Linked DNA regions of Homo sapiens: region 1 is linked to region 2. Evidence: chromatin contacts called from ENCODE Hi-C or POLR2A ChIA-PET data. All regions are on one chromosome and are shown on one strand. Each heading gives the region's core, a stretch centred on a gene start or an enhancer-like site at or near the end of the contact. The rest is flanking DNA. Distances are from core to core; before and after follow the strand shown.

Region 1 (6,150 bases), core at 2,027-4,526, 45 kb before region 2:
TAGAGATGGGGTTTCACCATGTTGGCCAGGATGGTCTCGACATTGTGATCCGCCTGCCTCGGTCTCCCAAAGTGCTGGGATTACAGGTGTGAGCCACTGCACCCGGCCTTCACTTTTTTTTTTCTAGAAAGCATAACTCAGTGGCACTCCACTTCTTTTTTGAGGTATAAATTTCCTTTCCTTGGCTAGGCACAGTGACTCATGCCTGTAATCCCAGCACTTTGGGAGGCCTAGGTGGGCAGATCACTTGAGGTCAGGAGTTCGAGACCAGCCTGGCCAAAATGGTGAAACCCTGTCTCTACTAAAAATACAAATATTAGCCAGGCATGGTGGTGCACACCTGTAGTCTCAGCTACTTGGGAGGCTGAGGCAGGAGAATCGCTTGAACCTGCGAAGCAGAGGTCGCAGTGAGCCACAATGGCACCATTGCACTCCAGCCTGGGTGACAAGAGTGAGACTCCATCTCAAAAAAAAAAAAAAAAAGAAGAAGAAAAAAAGAATCCCTTCATTTCAAAATTGGTGGAACTCTGAATTGTACACTGTTTATGATGGTCCCACGGGGTGGTACCACTCTAGCAGGTAAACAGAAATATACATCCTATCCCAAGTCAGCCACTGGGAACAGCAGCGTCCAGGTGTGCTGGGACTCAGGCATGTGGAGCTTCATTGAGTGGTCCCGGACATGCTCCAGCTAACAAGCGCATCATCAGTGTTGTAATCACTTCTGCAGAATGGTTAGCTGAGACAAAGTGCTGCGAGGAAGTGCTCCGATCCCTGTGAGAGCACTTGTTGTAATTTATGTGTGAGCATTTTGCAAAATACTAGCAGTGATGCAGAGAGCAAAGGCTCAACGAAAGCAAAACAATACTACAATGGCAGTAGAATTTGTGTTCTAAGGATCATGCCCCCAACTGTAGAGTTATTCTTATGAGAAATTATTCCTGAGTTTTTGAGTTGTAAATGATAAAGTCTTCAGAAACCTGCCATTCTCATGAAATGTAATTGACTCGATCAGATTCTGATCCCTAGGAGATGACCTCGGCTGGAAAGGAAGTACTGCCCTCCCAGCCTTTCCCATATAATCTGGGACTCCAGGATACAGGAGAAGAAACTAACAACTTTTTTATGCTTACTCATCTTCTCAATTTTTTTTTTGAGACGGAGTCTTGCTCTGTTGCCCAGGCTAGAGTAGCGTGGCAAGATCTTGGCTCACGGCAACCTTTGCCTCCCGGGTTTAAGCGATTCTCCTGCTTCAGCCTCCCGAGTAGCTGGGATCACCAGCGTGCGCCACCATGACCCCCTAAGTTTTGTATTTTTAGTAGAGGTGGGGTTTCGCCATGTTGGCCAGGCTGGTCTCGAACTCCTGACCTCAGGTGATCCGCCCGCCTCGGCCTCCCAAAGTGCTGGGATTGCAGGCATGAGCCACCACGCCCAGCCTCACCTTCTCCCATCTAACCCTTGGAGCGCTACCTGATTCCATCATCTTCTCCACCTACCACTCATCCTTTGTCAAGTGTTTTTTTTTTTTTCTTCAACAGATGAGGAGACTGAAGCTCTGGTAGGTTAAGTTGCCCAAGACCACACAGCTGGCCATCAGTACAACTGGGATTTGAACCTAGGTCATCTTGACACCAAAGCACACCCTGTGTTGTCATTTCCACCATCAAAAACTTGGCAGGAGGGTCAAGCACCGTGGCTCATGCCTGTAATTACAGCACTTTGGGAGGCTGGGGTGGGAGGATCACTCCAAGCCAGGAGTTGGAGACCAGTCTGGGCAACATAGCGAGACCCCATCTCTACAAGAAAAAAGGAGCTGGAAGTGGTGGTGCCTGCCTGTAGTCCCAGCTACTTGGGAGGCTGAGATGGGAGGATCACTTGGGTCCAGGAGGTTGAGGTTGCAGTGAGCTGTGATTATACCACTACACTCCAGCCTGTGTAACAGAACAAGACCCTCTCTAAATCTAAAAAAAAAAAAAAGAAAAAAAAAACCCAACAGGAATAAACAGGTGTCTCCCTGTGATGAGGGTACAGGGAAGGTATTTCTCAATAAGATATCATTATTCTTTCATAAATTATTCGAACATTAGGAAGCACCCTTGAATGGGATGATTTTGAAGATTGTATAGGTGGAAACGGTCACACCTTCTCTCCAGACATAATGTTACCATCATGTGGTTAACATGGCAATGGTATGTATGTCAATCAGCAAACTCAATCAGTGATTCACTTGCAAGATTTTATTTTAGTGCGTCAGCAGACGTTTCATTTCATGGAGTCAAGGAGAGGTTGATGCAGGCAGGGCAGGAAATTGCAACACAGGGGCCAGGCGCGGTGGCTCACGCCTGTAATCCCACCACTTCGAAAGGCTGAGGCAGGCAGATCACTTGAGGACAGGAGTTCGAGACCAGCCTGGCCAACATGGCAAAACCCCATCTCTACTAAAAATACAAAAATTAGCCAGGCATGATGGTGCATGCTTGTAATCCCAGCTATTTGGGAGGCTGAGACATGAGAATCGCTTGAACCCAGGAGGCGGAGGTTGTAGTGAGCCAAGATTGTGCCACTGCACCCCAGCCTGGGCGACAGCGTGAGACTCTGTTTCAGGGAAAAACAAAAACAAAAACGAAAATTGCAACACAGGCTGCAAGGGCAAACTGTCAAATGTTTCCTGATTCTCTGGGAAACTGCAAGGTTATTTATCTATCCACTCGCCAAACACAAATGACGAAATAAAAGCATGAGACCCTGGATAATTTACCCATTGCCAGATTACAGGCCAGCACTACCTTATAAAACAGCGTAATTCTGAAAGTGAAGTAGCTGTGTTCTCGATTAAATTGAAAGTAGAAATCAATTGAATTGCATAAGCATAATTCTAGGGGACTTACATAACACATTTTTCTTTTCGAAATCCTTTTACATTTGTTATCTTATCTCTGCACAACCTCCCTACTTTGGACAAACTTTTATTATAGCACTTATCACCCTGTAGTTAATGTTTAGTGTACATGTCTGTCTTCCCATTGGTTTATAACCTTCTTCAGGGCAGAGACCCTGCCGTATTTATGCATCTATAAAGCCCTAGCACTTGGTAAGGTATGAGTTAGGACTTGTTTTGTTAGGAAACTGACAGAAACCCACTGGATGCAGTTTAAGCAACAAGCGAGCTTTGTTTCAAGCAGCTCCAGGGCAGGGATGCAGCCACGTCTAGGATGACTGGGTACCAGGCTCTCTCACATTTCCTCATCTCCCTGCCTGCCTCATTAACACCTCTGCAGAAGTGTCTTTCATTGCTTCCTGGTCCACTGAAAACCTGGCTGCCAACATATCCTGAGTTAACGTGCAACTTGCCCAGCCCTGCATTGACAGCCTCAATCACCGTCTGGGCCCCGACCTCCCCAGTCTCCTCAGGCCTAGGCTCTGATTGTTCCGCCTCAGTGAGGTGTTCACCTCTAGTCCATTCAACGGCCAGAGGGCTGTTCCTATGGTAACCATGTGCCCGGGCAGGAAGGAAGAAGGCACAGTTCCCAGAAAAAAAGGGAGAAGGGGCAGGGCAGCTCAAACAATAAGTGGCTACGTCCGTGTGTATATACTTGGTGCTCTATAAATGCTCACTGTGATCTGCCTTGCTCTGAATGCTGCTGCAATGCCCGCCTTCTTTTAGTTCCGCAAACACACGTGCTCTTTCTGGCCTCAAGGGTTCCCATGTGTGGTTTTCACTTCCCGATGGCTCTTCCCTGTCTGCACCCCTTGGCCTGGCTGATGTCTACTCTTCCTTTGGGTTAGCATCTGGACTTGCCACCTCTTTAGAAGGCCTTTCCTGACCTGTGCCCAGAATACCCTGTACTCGCTTTCTTTCTCTCTTTTTCTTTCTTTCTCTCTCTCTCTCCTTCCTTCCCTCCTTCTTTCTTTCTTTTCTTTTTTTCAGTCTCACTTTGGCTTACTGTGATCTGCCTTGCTGGAGTGCAGTGGCACCATCTCAGCTCACTGCAACCTCCGTCTCCCGGGTTCAAGCGATTCTCCTGCCTCAGCCTCCCAAGTAGCTGGAACTACAGGCATGCACCACCACGCCCGGCTAAGTTTTTATATTTTTTAGTAGAGATGGGGTTTCACCTTGTTGGCGCACCACCATGCCCGGTTAATTTTTGTATTTTTAGTAGAGACAGGGTTTTACCTTGTTGGCCAGGGCAGGTCTCGAACTTCTGACCTTAAATGATCTGCCACCCTTGGCCTCCCAAAGTGCTGGGATTACAGGCATGAGCCAGTGCTTCTGGCCACCCTGTGCTATTTCTTCAAAACCCTCACCACCTTGCAGTTACTTGTTTAATTCCTGCCTGTCAGTTCCAGGGCTGCCAGCAGTCCCTGCAAAGGAATTAGCCGGCAACCTGCCGGGGTGAGGGTGGCGGGGAGTTAATGCGCCATGAAGCAAACCTTTGACTGATGGGAGATGGGGAAAGTGGATACATTCTGGCCCTTTTCATCCTCAATGGACTTTCAAGAGGAGGAGCCTCATAGCCACTATGGTTCCTTCTCTCCTCTCTCCCATGGTCTCTCCTCGGTGCTCTCTGCGATGGCCCTCACTTATAGAGTAGGATCAAACAGGCCTTTACCTCAAGGTTTCTGGGAACCCAAGCCAAGTTACCAACTCTGGCTGGCGTTAAGTAGAAACTTCCGTGTACGAAGCACAGTGCTGAAGCGATGCGTGAGGAGGCCCCTCTGCCCACCTCTGGGCTTTGCTTTCCTCCACATTAGGCAGCCTCTCCCTCCACGGAAGCAGTTTGCCACCAGCAGCTCCGGCTTTTTCCTAAGTGCAAATGATGTTCCTTTCCCATAGTTTCAGCCTAAGTCCTGGGCTCTGCCTCGCAGACTCTGATTGGTCCATAGAGGGACATGTGTTCTCCTTGGACCCAATCGCTGTGGGGGGTGGACACCGACCTTGATCTCCAGGTATGCATTTTTCAAGCGTCAGGAGCAGTGGTACCAGGAATAGGGAGCAGATGAGGCCCAGGAATTGCAAACAGGGTGTGGTATGGGAGAAAGGACCAACACAGAAGATAAGGATCCCTGGGGCCATCTTGGAGGCTGCCTTCCACAGCTCCCCGTTGAGTCCTCTGGGGATCAGCCCTATCTACCTACTTCCTGCAAAACTTTTTCCATGTTGTATTATTGATGCTTTGCCTTATTTCCAGATTGCAAACTCTTTGAGGGCAGCGACTAAATCTTGTTCATCTTTCCTTTCGTTTTTAGCCCCTAGAATTTCTTTCTTTTTCTTTTTTTTTTTTTTAAGACAGAGTCTCACTCTGGCTGGAGTGCAATGGCGTGATCTCGGCTCACCGCAACCTCCTCCTCCCAGGTTCAAGCGATTCTCCTGCCTCAGTCACCCGAGTAGCTGGGATTACAGGCATGTGCCATCACGCCCGGCTAATTTTTTATTTTTAGTAGAGACAGGATTTCTCCATGTTGGTCAGTCTGGTCTCGAACTCCTGACCTCAGGTGATCCGCCCGCCTCGGTCTTCCAAAGTGCTGGAATTACAGGCGTAAGCCACCACGCCTGGGCCAAAATTTCTAATATAGAATATATATTTAATAAATGTCAAAATAGGCTGGGTGCAGTGGCTCACACCTATAATCCCAGCACTTTGGGAGGCCGAGGTGGGAGGATCGCTTGAGTTGAGGAGTTTGAGACCAGCCTGGGCAACAAAGTGAGACCTTATCTCCACAAAAGATTAAAAAATTAGCGGAGCATAGTAGCGTGTGTCTGTGGTCCCAGCTACACAGGAGGCTGAGGCAGGAGGATCGCTTGAGCCCAGGAGGTTGAGATTGAGGCTGCTCTGAGCTATGCTCATGCCACTGCACTCCAGCCTGAGTGACAAAGTGAGACCCTGTCTCAAAAAAAAAAGTTTTAAAAAAATGTCAAATTAAGGCTGAATGCATTCTTGAATGAATATAAATGAATGAATTAGTGACTACCTGGATGGATAGTTCAAAAGACTAGAGTAGATACTGTGAAATATTATATTATTAATTTCCCCCATTTTCTGCAGGCCAGATCCCTAATGAGTTGGTTACTCAGATCTCGCTTCTTTTTTCTCTGATTACTACTTCCCACTTCCCCGCCCCCACACCCTATGGTTATAGAACCCAAGGTCT
Region 2 (6,374 bases), core at 1,377-3,876:
TTTCCCTCGCAAAGTCACTGTCTTAAACACCTTCCCCATCCTGCATGAATTGGGCCCAGCCCAGCCTCTCCCACTCTGGTGGCCCTTGGGGAGCCGGCCCGGGTGTGTGTGGCCTTGCTCTGGAGAGGGTGTGGGACTCCCGAGAACTGGCCCATGGTCACACAGTGGAAATGTGGGAGGGGAACTTGCCTCGCTCCAAGCCGAGTGCTCCCCACTCACCACTGGCCAAAGCCTCCTTGTGAACAGGCCTTTCCTCCCGGCTGCGGCCCACGGTGTGTATTAGAGTGGCCAGGCCATACCTGTGGGGCCCTTTGAGTCTTTCTGGGGCTTCGTCTTGCTGCTCTGAGCCTGCTCAGAAAGCAGCTGCCCTTGTGGCCTGCATCTCCCCAGCAGAGCCTCATGGGCTGGTTTCTGTAGGCCCATCCTCTGGATGGCCCCTGGGAGTGCTCCCACAGCCATTTTTAGGGTTCGGTGGGGTGGATCTGAGATTCGTGTCAGAGATCCCGTGGAGCCGTGGAGCGTCAAGAATCACTCTCACAAGGGAGCTCCAGACTCCAGACCCCGCTCCGCATCCCCCCACCCCTCCAGGCCCTTGAGTGCTGGGTGCCCCACCCTGTTAATTGCTCATGATGTTCCAGGGCACACCTGTGGCAGAGGCCACCTGCAGACTCAGCTGCCCCAGAGGGTGAATCGGGACCCACAGGCCAAAGGCCCTCCCAGACAGCTTCAGGGAGATGTCTTCGTTCCAAACCTCTCTCGCCGTCAGAATCTTCACTGATACTTAGGCCCCCACCACTGGGCCTGTTCTTCCTCTCTGACTTGCTCATTGTCCTGCTTATTTTAAGTCTGTCTTGTTTTTAAGTAGTTGGTTCTATGAAGGTAGAGATTTTGGCAGCTTTATTTACTGCTGAAACCCCAGTGCCTATACCAGTGCACATAGGAGCTCAAAAAAGAATCTGTTAGTGGCTGGGTGTGATGGCTTACACCTGTAATCCCAGCACTTTGGGAGGCTGAGGCGGGCAGATTGCTTGAGGTCAGGAGTTCAAGACCAGCCTGGGCAACATGGTGAATACCTATCTCTACTAAAAATACAAAAATTAGCAGGGCATGGTGGCAGGTGCTTGTTATCCCAGCTACTTGGGACGCTGAGGCAGGAGAATTGCTTGAGCTCGGGAGGTGGAGATTGCAGTGAGCCAAGATTGCACCATTGCACTCCAGCCTGGGTGACAGAGCTGGACTCTGTCTCAAAAAAAAAAAGTATGTTAGTGGATCAATAACTGCCTGGTGGTTTTTGGAAGCCTTTTTCATGTCCCTATGGCTCAGCCAAAGCCACTTGTGACTCTGGAATGCTCTGGGCCAGGAAGGAAACCCCAGGGGTGGGGGAGATGGGGAGAGAGTTAGGTGGTAAGTCCCAGGTTCCGGAGGGGCTTGTGGGCAAGTCCTGAGCATCTGCCCTGGCCAGGCCTGTGCTGGGTGCTGGTCCTTGCCGGCATGTACACCTGCAGGAGGTGAAGGCAAACCAGCTCTCAGATGCACTGGAAATGCTGCAAGGTGTGACTAGAGCCAGGAAACCTGCAAACAGGAGAGAACTATGGCGCAGTGGCTGCAGCCACTTTAGCACTCTGTGGTCAGAGAAGGCCTCTCTAAGGAGGCGACATTCAGCAAGAGGGGCCTAGAGCTCTCTCCAGGAGCTAAAGGACCCACAGGGTGGACGGTGTCCACTTTGTAGAGGCCACACACCCTGGCCTCTACCATAAGCCTTATAAGCCTCTGCCATAAGCCCTGGGTTCCATGTGGATTGGAGGGCAGGCAGCTCTGGGCAGAACTGAGGCCGGTTTCCACCTTAGACAGGGTGGTTCAAGGAGGTGTCGGGGTGTCCTTCTAGAGCCTTGTTTCCTGACAGTGTGACCTTCCTCCCATCCGAGGGAGGCTGCAGTTATGCCCTCGGGGCCAGGGATAGGAAGACAAAATGCTCCCCGTGGGTCTGGTTCAGTCCAGCCTTTGTGTTCTGGAAATGAGCCGCTCTGGGCTGTGGGGTGGTGGGGTGGATGGGGTGGTAGTGGGTGGGTCAGCTGACCTTTCTCAAGAATCAGGTTAGGTCTCAGGTGCCCAAGGGAGCCGAGGGAAGCCGCGCCTGACCTGTGTGCTCTTTGGCAGTCATCGATCTTCCTCCAAGTTACTTGTTTGCCAAACTTGCCCAACAAAAGAGACACCAGGGGATGGGCGTGGTGGCTCACGCCTATAATCCCAGCACTTTGGGAGGCTGAGGCGGGCGGATCACCTGAGGTCAGGAGTTCAAGACCAGCTTGGCCAACATGGTGAAACCCAGTCTCTACTAAAAATACAAAAAATCAGCTGGGTGTGGTGACTGGCACCTGTAATCCCAGCTGCTCGGGAGGCTGAGGCAGGAGAAACGCTTGAACCCGGGAGGTGGATGTTGCAGTGAGCCGAGATCGCGCCACTGTACTCCAGCCTGGGTGACATGAGTGAAACTCTGTCTCAAAAAAAAAAAAAAAAAACCCCACAAAAATTAGCCAGGCGTGGTGGTGGGTGCCTGTAATCCCAGCTACTACTCGGCAGGCTGAGGTGGGAGAATCGCTTGAACTCAGGAGGCGGAGGTTGTGGTGAGCCGAGATTGCGTCACTGCAGTCCAGCCTGGTGACAGAGCAAGACTCCGTCTCCAAAAAAAAAAAAAAAAAGCTCCAGGGGCACTGGGGAGAAGGGAGAAGTACACATCCTGAAGTCTCCCTTCCCTGTGAGATGAAGATTCTCCTGGGAAGGGGGCTGGGGAGCTCCTTGTGAAGTACCCTGATGATTTTTATGGGAAACTACTCACTGTCATTTCATGAAGTGCCTCAGAAGACCTTACCCCAAAACTGTCAGGCGTGGGGAAGCACCGAGTTAGCCAAGGCTGAAGCAGTGTGTTTCAGACTTCTCAGGGGCAGGTCCCCTCCAGGAGGTTTGCTGGAGCCAGAGGTTCCCAGGCTGGCTCCTGGGTCTCTGTACCCTGAGCTCACTGTGGGAATCTCCAGTCTGGCACCGTTCACCTGAGGCCTCACTGGAGCCCCCTCATGCAGGAGGGAGACATGGCAGGGGCACCAGGTCGTCAGCCCAGCCCAGTTCTACCTGCTGTTGCTACCTTTTGCCAAATTCCTTCTCAAAAGAAGCCTTTTCAGATTTCTTGCCTCTGGCTGCTGGTTTGCCCGGAGTGTATAGAAAGGAGCTAGTTTTGCACAAGAGACATTCCTGGGACCGATCTGGCCAGATAGACACTTGTGGCGTTTTCCTCAGCAGTTTACGCTGCAAACCCATGGACTCCTCAGCAACCATTCTTATTAGCCTGGGGTCACTCTGGGCGCTCTTGGAGCCCAAGCCAGAAACTGGGACTCTGGGTTTGTTCAGGCGGCCTGCTGTGCTTTGGCAGGGCTGTGTTGCTTCCTCTCTGCCCCCTTGTACATTCATGGCTCATGCCAGATCTCAGAGGATCCTGAGAACCTACCATGGGGGTCAGGCACTATTGCAGATGGGATAACTACCCTCCAGGATGGCTGAGGGGTCTCCATTTGCTAGATGAGGGCCCTGAGACTCAGGGAGAGGCCAGGTGCTGTGAGCAGCACAGCTTGGATTCACCCTCAGGGATGGGTGACTCCTGAAACCATGCTGTTTCCACTCCGCCAGGTTGCCTTTGTCTTCAACACAGCATCCAGCTGCCGTCGATCGATGTCAGGAAAATCAAGGAGTTCTGTTCTTTTTTTTTTTGAGATGGAGTTTCGCTATTGTCACCCAGGCCGGAGTGCAAGGTGTGATCTTTGTTCACTGCAACCTCCACCTCAGCCTCCCCAGTAGCTGGGATTACAGGCACCCGCCATCACACCCAGCAAATTTTTGTATTTTTAGTGGAGAAGATGGGGTTTCACCATGTTGGCCAGGCTAGTCTCAAACTCCTGACCTCAGGTGATCTGCTCAACTTGGCCTCACAAAATGCTGGGATTACAAGTGTGAGCGACCGCGCCCTGCCTCAAGGGGTTCTTTTCTGAGCATCCTTTGTGTGCAGTTGTTGGGCCCAGGAGGATAGTGCATGGTGGAGATGGCAGTGAAGTTGGAGCATGAGACTTGTCCTGAGCCTCTGCCCTCCCAACTGTAAGGTGGGTGCAGTGCACCCGCCCTAGGGCCAAATGATAGGATTCCCCCTCCACCCAAGAGGCCACCTCACCTGCCCTCCTACCCGCCCAAGGCAGGGCCTGGGGCCTCTGACACATCTCTGCTGGGAGCTGCCACCCATCTTTTTCTGGGGGATCCTCCAGTGGTCAGCTTGCTGCTTCCTGGGCAGGGCGGGGCATGGTAGATGGGTGCAGAGAGAACCCTCCTGTGGCAGTTTCACTTTCATTTCTGCCTCACACCCTGTTTCCATCCAACAGTCAAGGGCTGGGCTGCGGAGGTGAGGAAACATCCGGTCTCCACCCTGGGGTACTTGTCCTAGTGCAGGTTCCCAGGCCTCCCCCTCCCCTGGAATGAATCTGGGGTGGGCCGTGGCATCTTCTTTTTAAAAAACACCCCATTCATTCCTTTATGCACTTACATGCCACATACTTACTGAGTGCCTGCTGTATGCTGGGCACTCCTGGGTTCTGGGGATTGATACAGCAGTGAGCACCACAGTCTCCTGGAGCCCCAGGGTCAGTCTTAGGGAGAGCTTCAGGGCAGTTGTCTCACCACTGGGAGCTCTTGCCCACAGTGTGCTGGGTCACGTACCTCTCAGGGTCCTGGGCTCGTGAGTTTCTTCTTCTTCTTATTTTTTTTTTGAGATGGAGACGGAGTCTTGCTCTATTGCCCAGGCTGGAGTGCAGTGGTGCAATCTCACTGCAACCTCTGCCTCCCGGGTTCAAGCGATTCTCCTGCCTCAGCCTCCTGAGTAGCTGGGATTACAAGCACGCGCCACCACGCCCGGCTAATTTTTGTATTTTTAGTAGAGATGGGGTTTCACTGTGTTGGTCAGGCTGGTCTTGAACTCGTGATCTGCCCGTCTCAGCCTCCCAAAGTGCTGGGATTACAGGCGTAAGCCACCATGCCCGGCCCTATTTTTCTTTTTTTCTTTCTTTCTTTCTTTTTTTTTTTTTTTTTTGAGATGGAGTCTTGCTTTGTCGCCCAGGCTGGAGTGCAGTGGCGCGATCTTGGCTCACTGCAAGCTCCGCCTCCCAGGTTCATGCCATTCTTCTGCCTCAGCCTCCCGAGTAGCTGGGACTACAGGCGCCTGCCACCATGCCCGGCTAATTTTTTGTATTTTTAGTAGAGACAGGGTTTCACCGTGTTAGCCAGGATGGTCTCGATCTCCTGACCTCGTGATCCGCCCACCTCGGCCTCCCAAAGTGCTGGGATGACAGGCATGAGCCACCACTCCCAGACTTGTTTCTGTCTTTTTTGCCGTTGTTGTAGAGACAGGGTTTCACTGTGTTGGCCAGGTTTGGCTGTAACTCCTGAGCTTGATCGATCGCCCGTCTCAGCCTCCCGAAGTGTTGGGATTATAGGCTTGAGCCACTGTGCCTAGCCAGCCTATTTTCTTTTTCTTTTTTGTTAGTCTTGCTCTGTCATCCAGGTTGGAGTGCAGTGGTGTGATCTTGGCTCACTGCAACCTCCACCTCCCAGGTTTAAGTGATTCTCGGACCTCAGGTGATCCTTCCACCTCAGCCTCCCAAAGAGTTGGGATTACAGGTGTGAGCCACCACGCCCAGCCCAGCCTATTTTCTTTAAGATTTTAAAGTCCTAACATTCGTCATGGGATCCTTGAAAAGAAAAGGAATTATGGCCTTGCCACTAGAGGCCTTTGCCGCCTCCCTGCAGGAAGGTGTGTCCCGCGGCATTGGGATCGTGTTGGAGAAAGGTTTTGCTTCCTGCACAGTCAGCTCCCAAGCACCCTTTTTATCACCTTGACCTGGGCGCAGCCAAGCCGTGGCCTGTGCTTGCGGAGATTTGGGTGCCCCATCCTCTCGCTGCTCTGGGGAAGCCTGTAGCTGTGGAGAGGCCAGTCCAGGCCCCAGCTTCTGACCTTTGTCTACATATCAGGAGGAGCCCTCCTGGTGAGGAATGTGCCTCGTTCTTTTGGGGGAGCTGACGAGGTGCCTGTAGTGTGGAGGGTTAGGGGCAGGGGAGTCCCTCCAGAAATGCACTTAAGCTTGCAGAGTCACCCTGCCCTGCATTGTTAAGTGGTATAAGGACAGTTAGCTCCAGAAACAGCAGTGGCTCCTGTCTCTGGAGCTCTAGCTTCATGCCTGACATGGTGCTGAGCGCTAACATGTGGCTCTTTGAAGCTGTCAGTCCGTATGTGGAGACTGAGGCTCAGAGAGGGTAAGTGACTTTCCCGGGGTTTCATAGCCGAT

What was found. Hi-C counts contacts between places; a loop is a spot of excess contacts on that map. ChIA-PET counts read pairs that join two places held with the same protein, here RNA polymerase II (POLR2A). Pooled maps may share reads with other maps.
Region 1: a loop to region 2 is called in a map of CD14-positive monocyte, with 2.3 times the contacts of the local background. The contact joins two enhancer-like sites. A Hi-C loop is called at or near these places in 9 of 168 maps with a recorded cell type or tissue (CD14-positive monocyte, Caco-2, Calu3 and 6 more), 24 of 37 single-sample maps with no recorded cell type and 12 of 50 pooled maps. POLR2A ChIA-PET finds 5 or more read pairs at or near these places in 8 of 52 experiments (BJ, GM12878, HEK293 and 5 more).

The regions. Positions count from the first base shown.
Region 1 is chr14:93,147,922-93,154,071 of GRCh38, reverse strand. No RefSeq gene overlaps it. Among named protein-coding and RNA genes, the nearest start is that of MOAP1, 34 kb to the left of the region's middle. Within about 2 kb of position 3,276, at least 7 of the 41 ENCODE cell types and tissues checked have a DNase peak (open chromatin) inside an H3K27ac peak, as active enhancers do; they include CD14-positive monocyte, where a contact is called at or near this core.
Region 2 is chr14:93,101,848-93,108,221 of GRCh38, reverse strand. All of the region lies in intron 2 of ITPK1 (inositol-tetrakisphosphate 1-kinase), which reads left to right. Among named protein-coding and RNA genes, the nearest start is that of ITPK1, 11 kb to the left of the region's middle. Within about 2 kb of position 2,626, at least 5 of the 41 ENCODE cell types and tissues checked have a DNase peak (open chromatin) inside an H3K27ac peak, as active enhancers do; they include CD14-positive monocyte, where a contact is called at or near this core.